2 separate regions of the Homo sapiens genome follow, and region 2 is linked to region 1. The links are chromatin loops, found by intact Hi-C in ENCODE. Cell type or tissue: IMR-90. All regions are shown on one strand. Links, peaks and the distances in the headings refer to the core of each region. The heading gives the core; the rest is flanking DNA. Region 1 overlaps DELEC1 (deleted in esophageal cancer 1). Region 2 holds the start of DELEC1 (deleted in esophageal cancer 1).

What was found. A loop is a pair of places that touch in the nucleus more often than their neighbours do. Peaks named below come from ENCODE experiments on the same cell type or tissue, not always from the same donor. Only the 100,000 strongest peaks of a DNase experiment are listed, where the experiment ranks them.
Region 2: it touches region 1 in a loop (2.3-fold over the local background); 7 of 110 quality-filtered maps call a loop at or near these places.

The regions. Positions count from the first base shown.
Region 1 is chr9:115,198,562-115,206,947 of GRCh38, reverse strand. All of the region lies in intron 1 of DELEC1 (deleted in esophageal cancer 1), which reads right to left. Among named protein-coding and RNA genes, the nearest start is that of DELEC1, 61 kb to the right of the region's middle. In IMR-90, for the core only: a CTCF peak has its summit at 3,319 (motif pointing left); DNase peaks (open chromatin) are centred at 1,577 and 3,537; H3K27ac peaks cover 3,211 bases.
Region 2 is chr9:115,141,798-115,150,183 of GRCh38, reverse strand. DELEC1 (deleted in esophageal cancer 1) reads right to left here and starts at 8,366. Exons shown (of 8, transcript NR_163556.2): 1 at 8,316-8,366. In IMR-90, for the core only: no CTCF peak of the experiment used is centred there; a DNase peak (open chromatin) is centred at 3,373; H3K27ac peaks cover 2,394 bases.

The DNA.
Region 1 (8,386 bases), core at 246-8,245:
ACTTGCAAATTTGTTACTTTACATGGCAAAAGGGACTTTGCCAATGTAATTAAATTAAGGATCTTGAGATGGGGAGATAGTCCTGGACTATCTGGGACAAAAGTTCTTGTGAGAGAGACACAGTAGAGTCAGGCAGACACGAAGATGTGGCAACGGAAGCAGAATTCGGAATATGCTTGGCCACCAGCCAGGGAATATGGAGAACCTCTAGAAGCTGAGAAAGGTACGGCTTCCCCAAAACCAGAGGAATGCAATCTGCCTACCATGTTACACATCTGATCTCCAGAACTGTGAGTCTGTGTTGTTTCAGACCACTAAGTTTCATGTTGTGCGGCAGCAATAGAAAATGAATGCACTCTCCTGTCCAAAGCCCCTCTTTTTTCTTGCCCAAAATCCAGCTTCTTAATCATTAAGTCACTCTTCACAATGGAGCCTCCCAACTTTCCAGCCTTATTTCTTGACCTCCAACCCCAAAATTAATATCAATAGCTAATATTTATTTTGTACTTAACTATATGCCAAACACTAAACCAAAATGTGTATATATATATAAAACATATATATTACATATATTTGTTAACTCATTAAATTCTGACAATAACATACAAGATAGGAATTATTATTGTCCTCCTTCTTACAGATGAGGAAACTTGAAAAAGGTACACAACTTACTTAAGGTCCAGAATTAATAGTAGTAAGGGAAAGATGTAAATTCATACCAGTTTGATTTCAGCATCTCTGTTATTAAACAGTATGTTATATCTCAACCTTGGAGTTTTCAGACAACATCCCTACTCTTTCGTATTCCTAGAAACACTGTAGAGAAGAATGAAGCCATGATATAGAATCAAGAGAAACTGAGTAAAATAGAGGAGTAGGGACTCTGAAGAAGAGGGGCTTTAGGAATATTAGAAGCAAAGTGAGATGGCTCAAAGCTGATGAGGACTGGGTGAGCCAACATTAGACATATGCTGGATTATTTCCTTTATAGGGCCCTGGACATACTTGTTGGGCCAGGAGAAAAATATTAAAGGGGAGGTATGGAGGTAGACATAGCCAGCTGAGCACGCTTAGTGCCCAAGAATAAATTTTTCTATCATCAAGTCCATTCTTCTGCCTCCATTTTTTAGGGATACTCAGTAAGACTGGTGTGACTTTCCCCATGTTACTTGAAAATGAACAGCTTAAGGAAGAGGGAAAAGTAAACCAAGAGCCAGAGGATGCCATATGGTGTGGTGATGATCAGGACTAACTCACAAACCAGACAACCTGGGATTAGTACCAGAGCTGAGTTTTTCATTCCCATTTTTCTTGGTTCTAAAACTCATGTTCTTATCCTAATTCCATGAATATTTAACAGACAAAACATGTTAACTCAGCTAACCAGAATGAAATGGATAGAAACTTCCTCTTACCTATCTTAGCTCTATAGAAAATCAGAATAAAAAATCTGATCTGGCTATTTGAGGACACAAGAATGATGAGCAGAGTTTTAAGTCTGTGAAGGATACAGTCCAAACCAGGTTCATATCGTGGTTCACTCTGCATATCTAAACAAGTTTACCCAACCTTGGGTATGACTCATTTGCTGAAGGAGACATATATCTACCTCTGACTCAATAGAAAAGAAGTAACTCTAAGACAGTAATTTCCTTAATTGGGCAAAGCCTAGGTCATTTGAAAGGGAAAGCATTCCCCAGCCTCATGGTTATCACCAGCCTCAGTCTCATATCTTCAGTGTCTTCCCTATATCTTTGTCCATCTTCCACAGAGTTATTAAAGTGATCTCTTTAATATGAAAATACTTACTGATAACTTGCCTCAATATCCATCCTTCAGTTCTAGCAGAAAACCACAAAGCCTGATTTTTTATATGGGCTCTTGACCATCCAGAGCAAAGACTGTATTTCCCAACCTTTAATGCAGCTGAGTGTAGACATGTAACTAAGTTCTGATGTATAAGATAAAAGCAGAAGTGTCTTGTGCAAGCTTCTGAGGACCTTCCTTAAAAGAACACTGGTACCTCTGTGTAACTCTCTTCTTATTTACCATTGTTTCCACCTTGTTGCCCTGATTATAGGTTTAGAATGTGAGTCTGAAGGTCACATACGGGGATGGTTGAAAAAATATTGAATTCCTAAACAGCCATCATATTAATCCTCGACTATGTAACGCCAGACTTTTAGATGAAAAACAAACTCCTACTGTTTTTAGGCCAGTATTAATTTAGAGTTTCACATTACTAACAATCAAATCCAATCCTAAACAATACGTCCATCATGCGTTTTTTGTTTAAAACCAATCCATGGTTTCCAATTGCCCTCAGAGAACAATTCTAACTCCCTTAGTAAAACCTATAAGGTCCTTGTAACCTGTATATTTAATATCATCTTTTTAGCTTCCCTGCTTATATTTTAACAAATTAACAATACCTAATGACCTGTATTTCCCTAAGTATTCCACAATTCCATAATTTGTTCTGTTTTCACTTCTCTAAACAGACTGTCAACTTCTGCTTTGAATTCCATCCTCACCTATTTGATAGAAAAGTGTCACCTCTTCTGACAAACCATCTCTTACCCTTTAGACAAACTGATGCACTCCTTTTACTCTATTCCAATTATACCTGATCAATCATCCATTTAACAATTGCTTCAACATAAATGAGGGGTTTGTTTGTATTTCCAACTCCACCACTACACTGTTTTCTTAATAGAATAATGTCATGCTCAACTTTGAAACCACATATACTGCCAGACACATAATAAATGCTCAATAAATTCTTTTAAGTGAATAAATAATATTAATCATGCAGCCATCTTATATTGTCAATCAGATGCCTCAGTATAACTTCGTTGATTCTTTAAACTATGTCTTTGGAACTTGTCTTGATGTGAATTCAGGCTGTGCCATCTAAAAGCTGTGTCCTTAGGCAACCCTCTTTCCATTTCTGAGTATCAGCTTCTTCTTCTTTAAAATAGAAGACCTACTTCATGGTACGTTAGGGCTATTAATGCAATTAAGTACATAGAACATCTAGGCTAACCTAATATTAACCCACAATCAATGGCATCATCATTTTTATCCTTTAGGAAAGTTCACATGGCTTAGAAAAGTCAATCCAAAACTGCCAGGATTTAAAACATAAGAGATGCAAGGACTCCACATGAAGAAGCTCAAGGGAAAGCCAGTGTCATAGGCAGCCTTACATAATGGAATGAGTACTGGCCTGGGCATTCTGATCTGTGATTAAACCCTGAGGGAATCACTAGAGTGCTATGAGATCATGAGGAAGTCACTTCTACCCCCAAACCTTAGTGCCCCCATGTGTACAGGGTTGAAAGTGTCCAGATGATATTGAACCAGTATCTATCCTAACTCTGAGCTGCACTTCCTTTGGCCCCGCTTCACCACTTTCATCTCATTAAACCACACAAATTTTGCCCTTAGATGGACTGCTCTGACCAAACTCCCCACAGCCTCTACTCACCCACTGTCCTATGGGAAGCAGGGTGAGTTCATTGCACCTTCAGATTTTAGCCTGATGATGCATGTTTGTGTAGAGTTGGTGATTGGTTTCATATGGCCAAAGGATCCGGCAGCTGGGGACATCTGTTTACACTTAGCACACAGACAAATTTTCCACAGTCAGGAGTCAGTGTGCTCCTGACCTGACTGTGGAAAGCAGGGCTCAGTCCCTCTGGGCTGTGTAAGTGGGAGCTTTAGACTTGTGCCCTGGACTCACATGTCAGGAAGAATAACCTAGATATGAAACATTTGAAGTAAGAAGCAGATCTCTGGTGTCTCTATGGATACAGATAAATTGCCTATGGAAATGGGGCACAGTTGGACAGGAAGCAACATATTACACTGATGAGGATGATTAAGGAAGATCCTAAAGGATGCTTTGTTCCCAGAAGGAAGTCCATGCTGCAGGAACATTGACCCACATAGAAAAGGATGACTGTCTCAGAAATAGCTTCAGAGTATGGCTTATGCTAATAATGGAAAGAAACTACTCATTCTGCATAATACTGCCCTATAGACCCATATTTTTGCTTCACTCCAGTAGACAACATGCATAGGTGAAGGAGCACTGGTCTTGAAATTATTGGACCCAGGTCCCACTGCCAAGTCTTTCATTCACCCTGTGTGTCCTTGGACAATTCCTGCTGCTTCTCTGAGCAACAGCTACCTTGTCCCAAAAAGAATGTCACATGGGATCATATTAGATTCTCCATGCAAATGTTTTGTCTAAAATGAAATAGTCTCCAGATGTCAGGAGCTGTTGTTACTATCCAAGGAATATCTCAAGATCATAAAGATAAAGTGAATGTATTTAATTTTTCTAACCAGAATAGAAATTATTTTGCAGATCCTCTAAGAGATGGCTGTCCATTTTCTACATCAGCATCTCATCTTCAGGGGTAGGTGGCCACAGCCTTACAGAAAAGTTAGTTCTGTTCTCCCTGGTGGTCGTAAATTCCTGTCAAAGTTCTCCTCTTTCCCTCATGGGAGAGCTGCCAGTCTGCTTTCTCTTCTCTGGAGCCAGGAGAACAAATGTGCTTCCTCTTTCACAGGAAGTACCTGCTGATATGTGGAAACTGCAATAGGAGAGAAAAGGCATAGACTTTGTCTGCCTTTAGTCCTAGGATCACATCCTGCTTTTCTACTCTGCATCTGTGTGACCCTGAGATTGTTGAGTAAACACAGTTAACCTCAGTGTTCCCAACTGTAAAGGGGGATAATAAAACAGACACAGTGTGGGGATGGTAAGGATTTAGTGAAATGAGGCATAAAGAGCCTGCGACCATGCCTAGCTAAGAGCAGATCTTCAGTAGATGATAACTACTAAGACATTGCTCTATTGTCTTTACTGACTTACTTTTGTGGTTATTACTGACATTCCTTATATTTAACAACATGGTTCGGTAAATGTTCAAATGGGCCCAAACACAGCTTGGTTTGGATCATTAGCAAACCAATACCTTGAACATTTACTAAGCTTCTTCTCTGTCTCAGGCACTACACCAGGCACCGCTGGGGATTCAAAACAGAAGTGTTCCCTTCATGAATGAGAAACAGTGTCATGCAATGGCCATGTTTCCAAAGTAATTGATATATAATAAAAATTTTCACATAGCTTGGAAATATAATGGAGACCTTTTCATGATTGAAGAGTTTTTTTTCCTTTTCTTTCAAAATTATCTGCAAGGTTTCATGTTGAGGTCATTCATTGGACCTACAAAAGGTCCATGAAAGGGATGCTTACACCTTAAGGACCAACATACAAAGAATTAAGTGGCTTCTCACACTCCAGATCATTTACTCTTGGCCTCACTCTTGTGCCATAATTATTGCAAAAAATTGCCATAGAATTCTACTCACCCCATAGGAGCCCAATGGAACTTCCATCATCTTAGTGAGACACCTTCAATTTAAATTACATACATGGTTCCTCAGAGCTACTAGCATCAAATCCAAGTTCATTATAGTGTCCCCCAGGCCTCTCATAACTCTATCCCAAATACTCTGAGTCTCTCACTCTTGGCCATTCTTTCCTTTTCTATACCTACCCCACTGCCTGACCAAACATGTAGTCTGGACTCCAGTCGTGCCAATTTACTGCAATTCCCTGAGTGAATCTTGCTCTTCCACCCCTTTGTGCCTCTGCCCAGGCTTGTACAATTCCCTCTTCCTGGAAAACCTCTTTCTTCCTTCTGTGCCTGCACAACCTCCACACATTCTTCTCTAGGATGAACATAATCATCAGCGTTTCTGAGAAACTGTTACCAGGTGCTCTAATCCAATTTGGGATCATTACCCCCAATCCCAAAACATCTAACCCTTGCCACCATCCTACACTTACCCTACTTTAAAAAACATAATTCTCTATTTCCTCATCTGTGGCTGTGCTGTGAGCTTTTTGGGAACAGAGGGCATGCCTGATTCATCTTTGTGACATTCACAGAGCTCCATAAAAGCCTCTTGGATGCATGGACAGAAGCCTGGATAGACAGATGCATGAGTAGGTTCCAGACCCATAAGCCAAGGACACGACATCTCTCTTCTTGGAATAATAATTGCATAAGACCCAATAAATCACCTAGTACTCTTTGAAATATCTTGGCCCTAGTCATCAGGAAGCCCAAAATGGTTGGAGTTAGCCTGTGAATTGCCCAATTCACTTTATACTCATTAAAACAGAAACAATCAATGATACCTTTTAATTTTTATTCATGTCTAGACATTCCAAAAACTCAACATGACAAGGGGTTCTTTTCCACTTACCTTATGCTACAATAGCTAATCCTAGCCATATTCAAAATTCTGCTCTATGTTAATTCTTTTCAAGCAACTAAAATTCTGTTAGGGAAAAAAGAAAAAAGAAGGAATATAATGCACAGAGAGAGGAATATGGCTTAATCTTCAGTCTTTTATGGGAATATAATGCAGTTTCTCAGACCCAAAGGTAACTAAACTCCAACATTCAGTCTTCCCATGACTTTTTATTGGCTGTTGCTGAACTCATCAATTTTTCCTCAATCTTTTGTGGGGGTCAGATCTTAACCATGCCTAAATACTTTTCTGTTGAAAATGTCATAATTATTTCTCCAGGTATAACTGATTTTTGGTGTGTAGACACCAAAGACTCATGTCTCAAACACACACAAACTTCTGTCTGGTTGGGTTCTCTATTTTTATGAACACCGCCTCCATGGCTCTCTAAACCCCACAAAACTTTATTAACCTGAAGCCTCCAAATCCTCTTTGTTTATACAACTTAGGCTGACCTTTTCTTGCTCTTTCTGGTCTGGGAAAGGATTTGATCAACACACACACACACACCCCACACACACACCTCAAGATAGTCATGGCATGTTTCACGCTACCCAATAAAGACAATCATGTTTTCCTGTATTTAGAAAATGCTAATTACAAAGCTATCTTAGCTGCAGACACAGAGCGCATGTCTGCCTCCACACTTGATTCCTGCCTCCACTCAAAGATATTCTCTGTTTAAAGCATCTTATCCACAAAAGCACCCTTTTACTCTACATCCCTTTTCCCTATTTTAGTTTGCTTTACATCCCTTTTCCCTATTTTAGTTTGCTTTATTGCACTTATTAAAAATCCATGAGAGTAGGAACTCTGGCAATTGTGTTTATTGTCACATCTCCTCAGCCTACAATTCCTGGCACATAGTAGCTGATAGATAATAGAGAGATAGAAAGATAGACAGATGATAGATAGATAGATAGATAGATAGATAGATAGATAGATAGATAGATAATACACAGATGTAGAAACTGAGATACAGGAAATACACATAAGACAGAGAGATACACTTAGAGATAGAGATAAATTCTTATCCGGCTTAGCTGTGCTTCAGTTCTTTTCTGTTTGTTTTGTTTTGTTTTGAGATAGAGTTCTGCTCTTGTCACCCAGGCTGGAGTGTAGTGGCGCGATCTCGGCTCACTGCAACCTCTACCTCCTGGGTTCAAGCAATTCTCCTGCCTCAGCCTCCCAAGTAACTGGGATTACAGACACCTGCCACCACTCCCGGTTAGCAGTGTGGCCTTGGAAACGAGACTTAATGCCTTTCAATGTCTCTGTTTTCTCATCTCAATTCCCCACAGCAACCCACATGGCTTTACATAACCTAGCCCCTGCTAACCTCATCAACCTCCCTCCTGTCCCTCTCCCCACCATCACCAGTCACTTTGCCCACCTCGGAGCTTGCCCTGGAACAATCTTCACATCTTCACATCTCTTTGTACCTGGAAACCCATCATCTAGAAAGAGAGCCCTTCCCTTCATATCCTGACCAAAGATCTCCACTCCCCTGAGATTGGTCTTTCGCATCACTTTGTTTTAATTTCTTATACTATAATAGCTATATCTGTTGAATATCTGTTGAATTAACAAATGTATATGAAGATGATAATAATTAATTAGAGTTGCTAAAAAGATTAAACAAAATCTTTTCAGAATTAGGGGAGCTACAAAGGTAGCATCCATTAAAAATAAATTTCTCTGCAGTGTGGCTATAATATGGTAAATGATGTACTTAAAAATGCTAACTGTTATAAATATATTATTTGTGTTGTTATCATTTGTCCATTAATGTCTCTGGTTATATTTAGCTACTTAGCACAAATAATTATCCATATTTAAAATGGAAAATATTACATTAAAATTGGAAGTCTCAAGATTTTACTATTTTGGATAAGGGAGTTTGATTGCTGTTGATAAAAGCCATTTCTCTTGATGCAGACTATATAGTTTATGAGTTGAGTAATATCCTTCTTTTAGAATTTGACCTGAATTAAATGACTTAACCCTTTACTCTGATCTATAATAAAATAAGTAATAAAATAAGGTT
Region 2 (8,386 bases), core at 106-8,105, 57 kb after region 1:
ATATGGATACACAGCCAGCAGTGAAATGCTGGCTGTCAACTTGGCCTTCTTTTCAGCCTAAATTGATTTGATTAAAGGAGAATGTAAGAGTCCCTCATATCCCCAGGTTTAGAAAAGAGTTCTTTACGTGAAACTGGCAGCTGGAAGGAGTTTAAACATTCCTCCAGCTTTAGAATTCCTGTAAGATTGAAAAAGCTATATCAAGTCAAAATATGTCATCATCAAATATTCAAGAGGAATAATTTCAATTGTGCAATTACTAAGAGAGCACGGTTTCTCTGCCTTCTTAAGGAAATATCTAGTAGGAAGACTTGAAAACAGATAAAGAGGAAGCAGTAAGTGAGACTGAAATAGAAATAAGGAGGTACAACAAGGGTCACATTAAAACCCACTTATCAGATGAGAGTGTGAGTTGTCTGGGACCTAGCAGCCCATGCCCATAGCCTGCCAGCTATCCAATACAGGCAGAGCATAGAGATTCAGAAGCTATTCAAGTCAAAGCCCAGGCCTGAATGAGGGCACGATGGCAAGCAAGGGTGGTGCTAGACAAAGAAGAATACCAAAAACCCAACCCACAAGAAGCCAAAAATTTAAGGGACAGAGAAGGAATAGACAGAGTGGTTCAAGCAGAGGAACAGTGCAAATAGATGTCAAAGGAGACTTGCGCTCCAGCCAGGACTAATTAACATTATCTAGTTCAGTGAAGAGGTCTGGTAAAAGAAGAAACAGAAAGATGGCCACTGGGTTCAGTAATATGAACACTGGGTTGACCTCAGTGGGAACAGACTCAGGAAAGGAGGGTGGAGGGAGAAGGCTAATGAAAATGAATTGACAAGTGACTATGAGAGGAGGACAGGCAGTGAGTATAGACTCTGCACAGATGAGCTTAACAGAGGCTGACACACAGTATGTGATCAAAAACATGGGAATAAAGAAGAAAGAAAGGGATAAAAGAAAAGCAGAGAAATGTATACTCCAGCGTAAGAAGAAAATGCCATGAGGGGCATGGCAGAAGGATGAAGAGGCTAAGGTTTCTATGGGACTCTTTTAGGTAAATTGATAGTTATGTATTATTCAAAGACATGTATCCACGAATTAAATTACAAGCCTGAAGAAAACAACAAAGAGAAAGGTCTCTTCTCCCTCTGGACAGATTATTTGCATCTTTGGCACATTTTCTATTCAGTCTAAATATTTATGGAGACAGTTTTACTTGGAGTTGCACCATCTCCATCAAGGGATGTTAGCAACATGACAAAGAAACAGAGAAAGAGATGATGAATGTAGGGTGTGTGATGGGGTGGGTGGGAGTGCTGGGGCCAGGAGAGCTCGCTGCATTTCCCAAAAAGATGCTTTGAGGGAATCTGGCCTTGTGGATAGGAACGCATTAATTGTAATCCATGGCAACATCTCAAGATGCATGATCAGAGTGATTCATTTGCTATTAGCTTTTTCTTTCTCTATGCATGATGCCATAGTATTGCCAGCAATGCTGACCAGGAGGGAAATTATTGACAAGACCTACTCACCTGTGACTTGCACAACATCTGCAATCTGGTCATTGTCTATGTCTGTATCTCCATCTCCTCCTGCAGTAACCTCAATAACTCTCCTCCATCCCTACTGGCTTTTGCTCTTTTTCTTTCTTTGTTTCTTTTTTTCTTTCTTTCTTTCTTTGTTTCTTTCTTTTTTTGATGGAGTCTCGCTCTGTCACCCAGGCTGGACTGGAGTGCAGTGGCGCTATCTCGGCTCACTGCAAGCTCTGCCTCCGGGGTTCACACCATTCTGCCACAGCCTCCCAAGTAGCTGGGACTACAGACGCCTGGCTTTTGCTCTTTTTCAAATACATCAAGCTGGTTCCTGACTTAAGACATTGGTCCTGGTTTTTACTCTGCCTGGGAAGCAGATATTTGCAAGGTTCTTCCCTGTCACTTGCTTTAGTTCTTTGATCAAAAGACTTCCCCTTGAAGAGGCCTTCCCTGGCCACCCTTGTAAAAATAAATCTTCAACCCAATATTAGTCTGTAGACCTTTGCCTTGTTATGGGCCTGTCACTGCTGCAAACTTGAGTAATATTTTGTTTAGTTACACTTGTTGCATTTCTCCCATGAAGGTGAGGAATATTTTTGCTTTCTTAGTGCTGCATCCCTTAATAACTGGAAGAGTATCTGACACAGAAGAGGTGTCTGCTAAATATTTGTTGTAGGAATGAAATAATGAGTCACTTTAATCAATTAATCCTCCAGGAAGACAGGAAGACTCCTCTAATTTCCCAGGTTGGGGTAGGTCTTCTCATATTCACTTCTATATCCCCCCAGCTATATATTACATATGATTGTGTAATAATGTATGAAAACAAGCTGTTCTCATATCTGACTCTCCAAACTGCTCCTAAGTTCCTGAAGCTCATGAACCAGGACTGATTTATCTTTGCATCTCCAGTGTCTCCCACAGCAGTATTGTTCACTGAAATGAAGGTGAAAGGCTTTATAGACCAAATGATAATAATCAATGAAAAAAGGAGCTGTGGGACAAAAAAGGACTCGAGACTTAGCAATGGCTTACCTTGAAGAAAGAGAGATGGTTCTGCCATACATTACATTATTTTTAACCAACTAGCAAAATACATTAAATATCCATGTGAAGTGACGGGCCTTGTCAGAATAAGCATCCTGAACTGAGAGTCAGGCACCATCTATTCTGGCCCTAGCCTTTGTGTGAGTCTGAGCAAGGCCCTTCCCTTCTCTGAGCCCATTCTCATCTGTACCATGAGAAGATTAGACCATGGGATGCCTAAAGGTCCTTCCAATCCTGTGTTCCAGGATTCTATATACCTAGGACAGTGAATGGTGCAATGGAGGAAAAAAAATGTGTACAGTGTGTAACCTTGCTCTCACAAAAGCCAACCATGCAGGATTTGGAGTCAGAAACACATGGGTCTAAACCCAGAGTCTGAAACTTAACAAACTTTGTGAACTCAGACAAATTTCTCAATCTACTTAAGCCTCCATGAAATGGAAATAGTAATTCCTAACTACACATTCAATAAATAACAACTTGCTCTGCACTTCTTTCCCATACATCTCATGGCTGGCTGTTTTAGCCATGTTGACTCGAGAACGAGAAGGTTCTTTTATTAACAACATCCTAGCAGTTTGGATAGCTCAAGCGCTGCTGCACCTCCAGCTGACTCCAACACTGGAGTAGACAGCCTCCCTCACAAGGCTAAAGTTTTCCAGTCACTCTCTTTTGGGGCCTCTGAGCAGACTCTATTTGTGTTACCCAGGAAGTTTCTTGAGCCATTTCTTTTGCTAGAATTCCACGGTAAACATTCTTACAGATGACTTACTGCCTGTCACAACATTCTACTGCTCTCTTTCCAGAAAGAATTCCTGCAGAATGAGGTCAGTCGCTTACTAACCGTGACTTCTATTTCTTTCACCCCTTTTGGTCTTGCCATTAAGATGCTGAGTGACTGACTCTGGCTACCTTAATGGGTCACTTCCAACAGCTGTGGGAGCAAAATGTTCCAACAGTTCAAGACAGAGCCCAGAGGATCCACAAGATGAAGAACAGACTCCAAATACAATCAGAGGGCCAATGGGGAAATTCCAAGTTTGTAGATCCAGTAACCATGGAGGGGAACTAAGAAGTTCTTAGATATGTTTCTAAAAGATTTGGAAATGTATAGAGTGCAAAGATGCTTGCCTTCTTATAAACATTCTTATTCATCAATGGCCCCGCGATGCAGGAATGTTGTTTCTTTTTTCTATGCTTCCAAAGTGCTGGAGGCCCTTAAAGGAATTGTGATAAGGACATTATAGAATATACAACTCCTACTGGAAAGGGCGGCAGCAGCTCCCTCTCCCCAGCTATGGGGGAGCACAAACCAGGGGCCTTCAGGTAAACACCTCTCACTATTTCCCTCAAGAGGAAAATGGGTGTCTCCTTTGACCTCAGAGTGAGTGCACAGGAATATGCTCCTTCTCATAATCTCATATTGCTGAATTATGAATACATTTGCTACATCACTTTATCTTTCATGTCATATAGCTCATGCTTGACACATAATGTTGCAGAAGTGATGGCTTTTAGTTTGAACTAAAGACTATTGGCCAACCCTGATTTAGGAAACCGTTCCTATTCCCATCTCTAGTAGATAATAATTTCTCTGTGGTTGCTTACTAAACTAACACTTCAAAAAGGCAACAGAGGAACTATATTGCAATCAATCTATCGTCTACTCAGTTATTCAACAGACCTTTACAGAGCCTCTAGGAGAAGCAAAGGCTCTTACACTGTACTACTTGAATTTCAACCCCAGCCACTAACCTCTCTGATTCTCAGCTTCCTAAATCATGAAATGGTAATAATAACAGAATCTATCTCCTAGGGTTGTTAGTAGGATTAAGAGTCATGTCAACTTTACTACATGTAATAAAGTGCCTGACATTGTCTGTGCTGTGATGTTCAGTGGGTTAGGTGTATTAAATGCATTTTTGACTTATGATAGGTTTAACTTATGATGGGTTTATTGGGATGTAATCCCACCATAAGTCGAGGAGCAGCTGTACTCAGTTCTCTAGTATGATAGAACATGGGATCCTTGAGGATGGAATTTTATGTGATTTACTATTATGTTCTTTGTGCCCAGCACAATTACCAACACAGGGTAAATACTTAATTAGTATTTTTCAAATGATGGCATGAATGAACAAACAATAAATATAGAGTAAAATGCTTGAGAGGAACTCCTTTATTTAAGGTGGTGTTTTTATTTCAGAGGGATGATTTTATTCACAAATATTGTGGGGACAAACTCTTTGGGGTTGATTTTGTCCGAAACAATCTATAGGGCTTTTTACATAAAGAATTTCCCCATGATTTTCAGTTACATGGATCCAGACTGGGGACACATGTTTGGTATTTTATAAATGGGAGGAAAAAAAAAAGAAAAATTCCAGAGAAGCATCAAGCTGAGCCCAAGTGATAAGAGAAATACCTAAAGAAGGAACAACATTGAAAGAAATTTTTTGAAAATATTCAAAGTATATAAATCATTCTGAAACCATGGTGTCCTGGTAAGAAACACAGAATAGAAAAAAAAATTATTTTCTTCTGTGCTAATATTTCATCATAACTGGCAGCTCAAAACCCTTGAGAGCCTGGAGTTTGAAGATCTTTGAGATGGGAGCTGGAAGGACTGATCTCAGAGCACTACCTTGGAGCCAGTTCTCGGGAAAACCACAGCACACTGTGTGGCTTTCTGGAACCCTTGTGGAGACCTCTCATTATAGTACAGTTTCAAGGAGGAGACAGGGCTCCCTCAGGGGGCTGACTGACAAGAGAAACAGTTAAAGGATAAAGTCATACTAGGCATGGCGCCAAAACCCAAGTAGTCCTTGGGGTCTATCAACCAGGCTGTCAGGAGCCTGCCACTCAGTCATTCCTGCAGCACCCTTCATGCCTATGACTTTACTTAGGCAACTGAGACCCCAGTCTCTGCCTAACACTATGTGACATGATGGGTAGCAAGAGATGTAAATCTGAATGCTGGTTCCGTCACTATGCGTGGCTTACCTTAGCTGAACTTCAAAATTCTTGTCTGGGAATTTAAAAAGAAAGAAGGGAAAAAAAGGAGAAAGGAAGGAAAGAAAGGAGAAAAGAAAAAAGAGGAGAGAGGGAGGGAGAAACAAAGAAAAAGAAAGAAAAGAAATAAGGGTAAGTGAAGGGAAAGGGGGAAGGGGGTAGAGGAAAGGGAAGGGAAGAGAAGGGGAGGGAAGGGGAGGAAAAGGAGAAGGGGAGGGGAGGGGAGAAGGGAGGGGAAAAGGGAAGGGAAAGGAGAAGGGGAGGGGAGTGGAGGGGAGAAGGGAAGGGAAGGGGAGAAGGGAAGGGGAGGGGAGGAGAGGAGAGGAGAGAGGAGAAGGTGGAAGGGAAGGGAAGGGAAGGGGGAAGGGAGAGGAAGGGAAGGGAAGGGAAGAGAAGAGAGGGGAAGGGTAGAAAAGGGAAGGGGAGGGGAGGGGAGGGAAGGGAAAGGGAGGGAAAGGGAGGGAAGGAGAGGGAAAGGGAGGGGAGGGGAGGGGAGGGTGAGAAGGAGAAAGAGGGAAGAGAAGAGAAGAGAAGGGGGACAGGAAGGGAAGAGAAGGGAAGGGGGAAGGGAAGGACAAAGGGAATGAAAGGGGAGGGAAAGAGGAAGGGAAGGGGAGAGAAGGGGGAAGGGAAGGGAAGGGCAAGACAATAAAAGAGGAAAGAAAGGAAATTATTATAATGATTAAGTGGAATCATAAATTTAAAGCATGGTTCCTAGCACACAGCATAACTTTGTTAAATATTAGTGCCCTTGCCTACATTCACTCATTGTCCGCATAAGGGTCTTTCAGAATCCCCTTGTTACTTAGCTCAAAATCGGTGCTACATGCATATAAATTCACCCTACTGCTTGTCCCCAGATGAATAAGATTTAATTAACACTTAACATTTTGGTACTTGCTCACTTTGGTGGGAGTATGGAGGAGTTTCTCTTCCTGTTGAACACACCATGCTCACCTGGAAATGTCCTTGATGACAACTTCCCTCATTGATTGCAAAATATTTTAATACTTTTGAGCTTAAGCTTAGATAAACTGGAATCCCAGTGTTCTAAAAGATAGGTTTGGGATCAGTCAGGTCTAAATGAAATCTCAGTTTTACCAATTACCAGTTGTGTGGTTCTGGAAGCATTACTTAATCTCTGAGACCCAATTTCGTTAGCTATAAATAAAGATAATATATATACCCCACAGAGTTAAAATATTAAATATCATCATGTACATTAAATTGTCCAACACAGGTGCTCATGAAATTCATTCATCCATTCAATAAATAGGTATCAAGCACCTCCAATGTATAAGGAGGTATTCTAGGAACTGATGATGCAGTTTTAAACTAAACAATATTTCTGCCTTCGTGGAGCCATTTCTTTCAGTTAAAAAAATGCTATGAAGCAAAAGAATGCAGAATAATAGGATGGACAGCAATAGTAATGGTGTTGCTAGAAATAAACACTAGATCCTTTTTCCCTGTGTTCACACAGTTCTCCTCTTTTTGAATCCCAAACTCTCCTGCCCACTGACCACAGGTCTCCAGGGAGGATGAATAAAGGGTTAGATTCTGTTGAATTGAGTCATCTGACATCATTTAAATAAAGTTGTGGACACCAATAGAAGAGTACATGGTCATCAACAGGACGGATAGAGTTGGGTGTCGCTTTGGAGACCCTTGGAGATGCACAGCTATGCTCGGTCTCCAGGCTTGTCATAGTTGAAACTACAGAGGCGATTCTTGGAGAAGGACATTTCCCCCCAAAGAGGCAGTCCTCAATAATGCCATCTTTGTTGCAGCAGAACATCGGCAACCTTGTTCTGAGCTGAGTCCAAGTTGAGGGGAAAGAGGGGAACAGCCAGCTGTGAAAAGATCAATTTGTTTCCAATCCATTCTTTCTTATGGTTAGAGAGGCTGGCTCCCCACACTGGCTGGGTCTGTCAGGGACAGATGCCAAGTAGGGCACAGACTGAAGAAACACCCCCTGTTCCCACTGAAGCAGGAGCATTCAGCCTCTGCTCTGAGTAAGCCTCAGAGTCTATGGCATTAGCCATCCCCTAGTTAGGTTGCTTTGGGGAGACACAAGTTGGGGCAGATGAGAGGGACGCCCCAAGTCTAATTCAAAACTACAATTATTCAAACCCTCCATTTATTTATGTTTGTAAATACCCAGTGTTGGCAGGTTGTGGGAAAGCAGGGGTTACCATATACCATAGCTGAGAGTGTAAATTGGTATAACCTCTTAAGAAAACCATTTGGCAGAATCTATGGAAATTGAAAGTGCATAGACCCTATGTTACAGACAGTCTACTTCTAGGAATTTATCCTTCAGATAAATTCTCAGAAGTGCACCCAGATGAATGCACAAGGAGGATGTTTATTACAGCATTGTTTGTCACAGAAAAAGTCCAGAATCAACTGAACATTATGTTGTAGAGTAAAAGAATGAGCCACACATAGAAAGAGGTCTGAGAGAAAAAGGAGGAAGGAATATTCAGTTTGGTATGCATGGTAAAAATCTATTTATTATACATAAAGTTAACCCCTGCATCAACATGTATGTTTTACATCCTGTTGGATCTCTGCTAATACCTCTGTCTGTTCCTACCCCTATCCCAAGATTCAATAATACAAGGCAAGAAGACTCCTGTACGGCCCTGTGGATGTGCAAGATGCTAAGAATGAGTGGATATTACAGATAGATGTAAAAGTAGGAACCTTGCCAGCCTCTATTACCTTTCCTCAGTAGATCTGTCTTCCTGGGCCAGGGTGAGGTAGAAACAATAGCTAGATGAGTAATCAGTGGC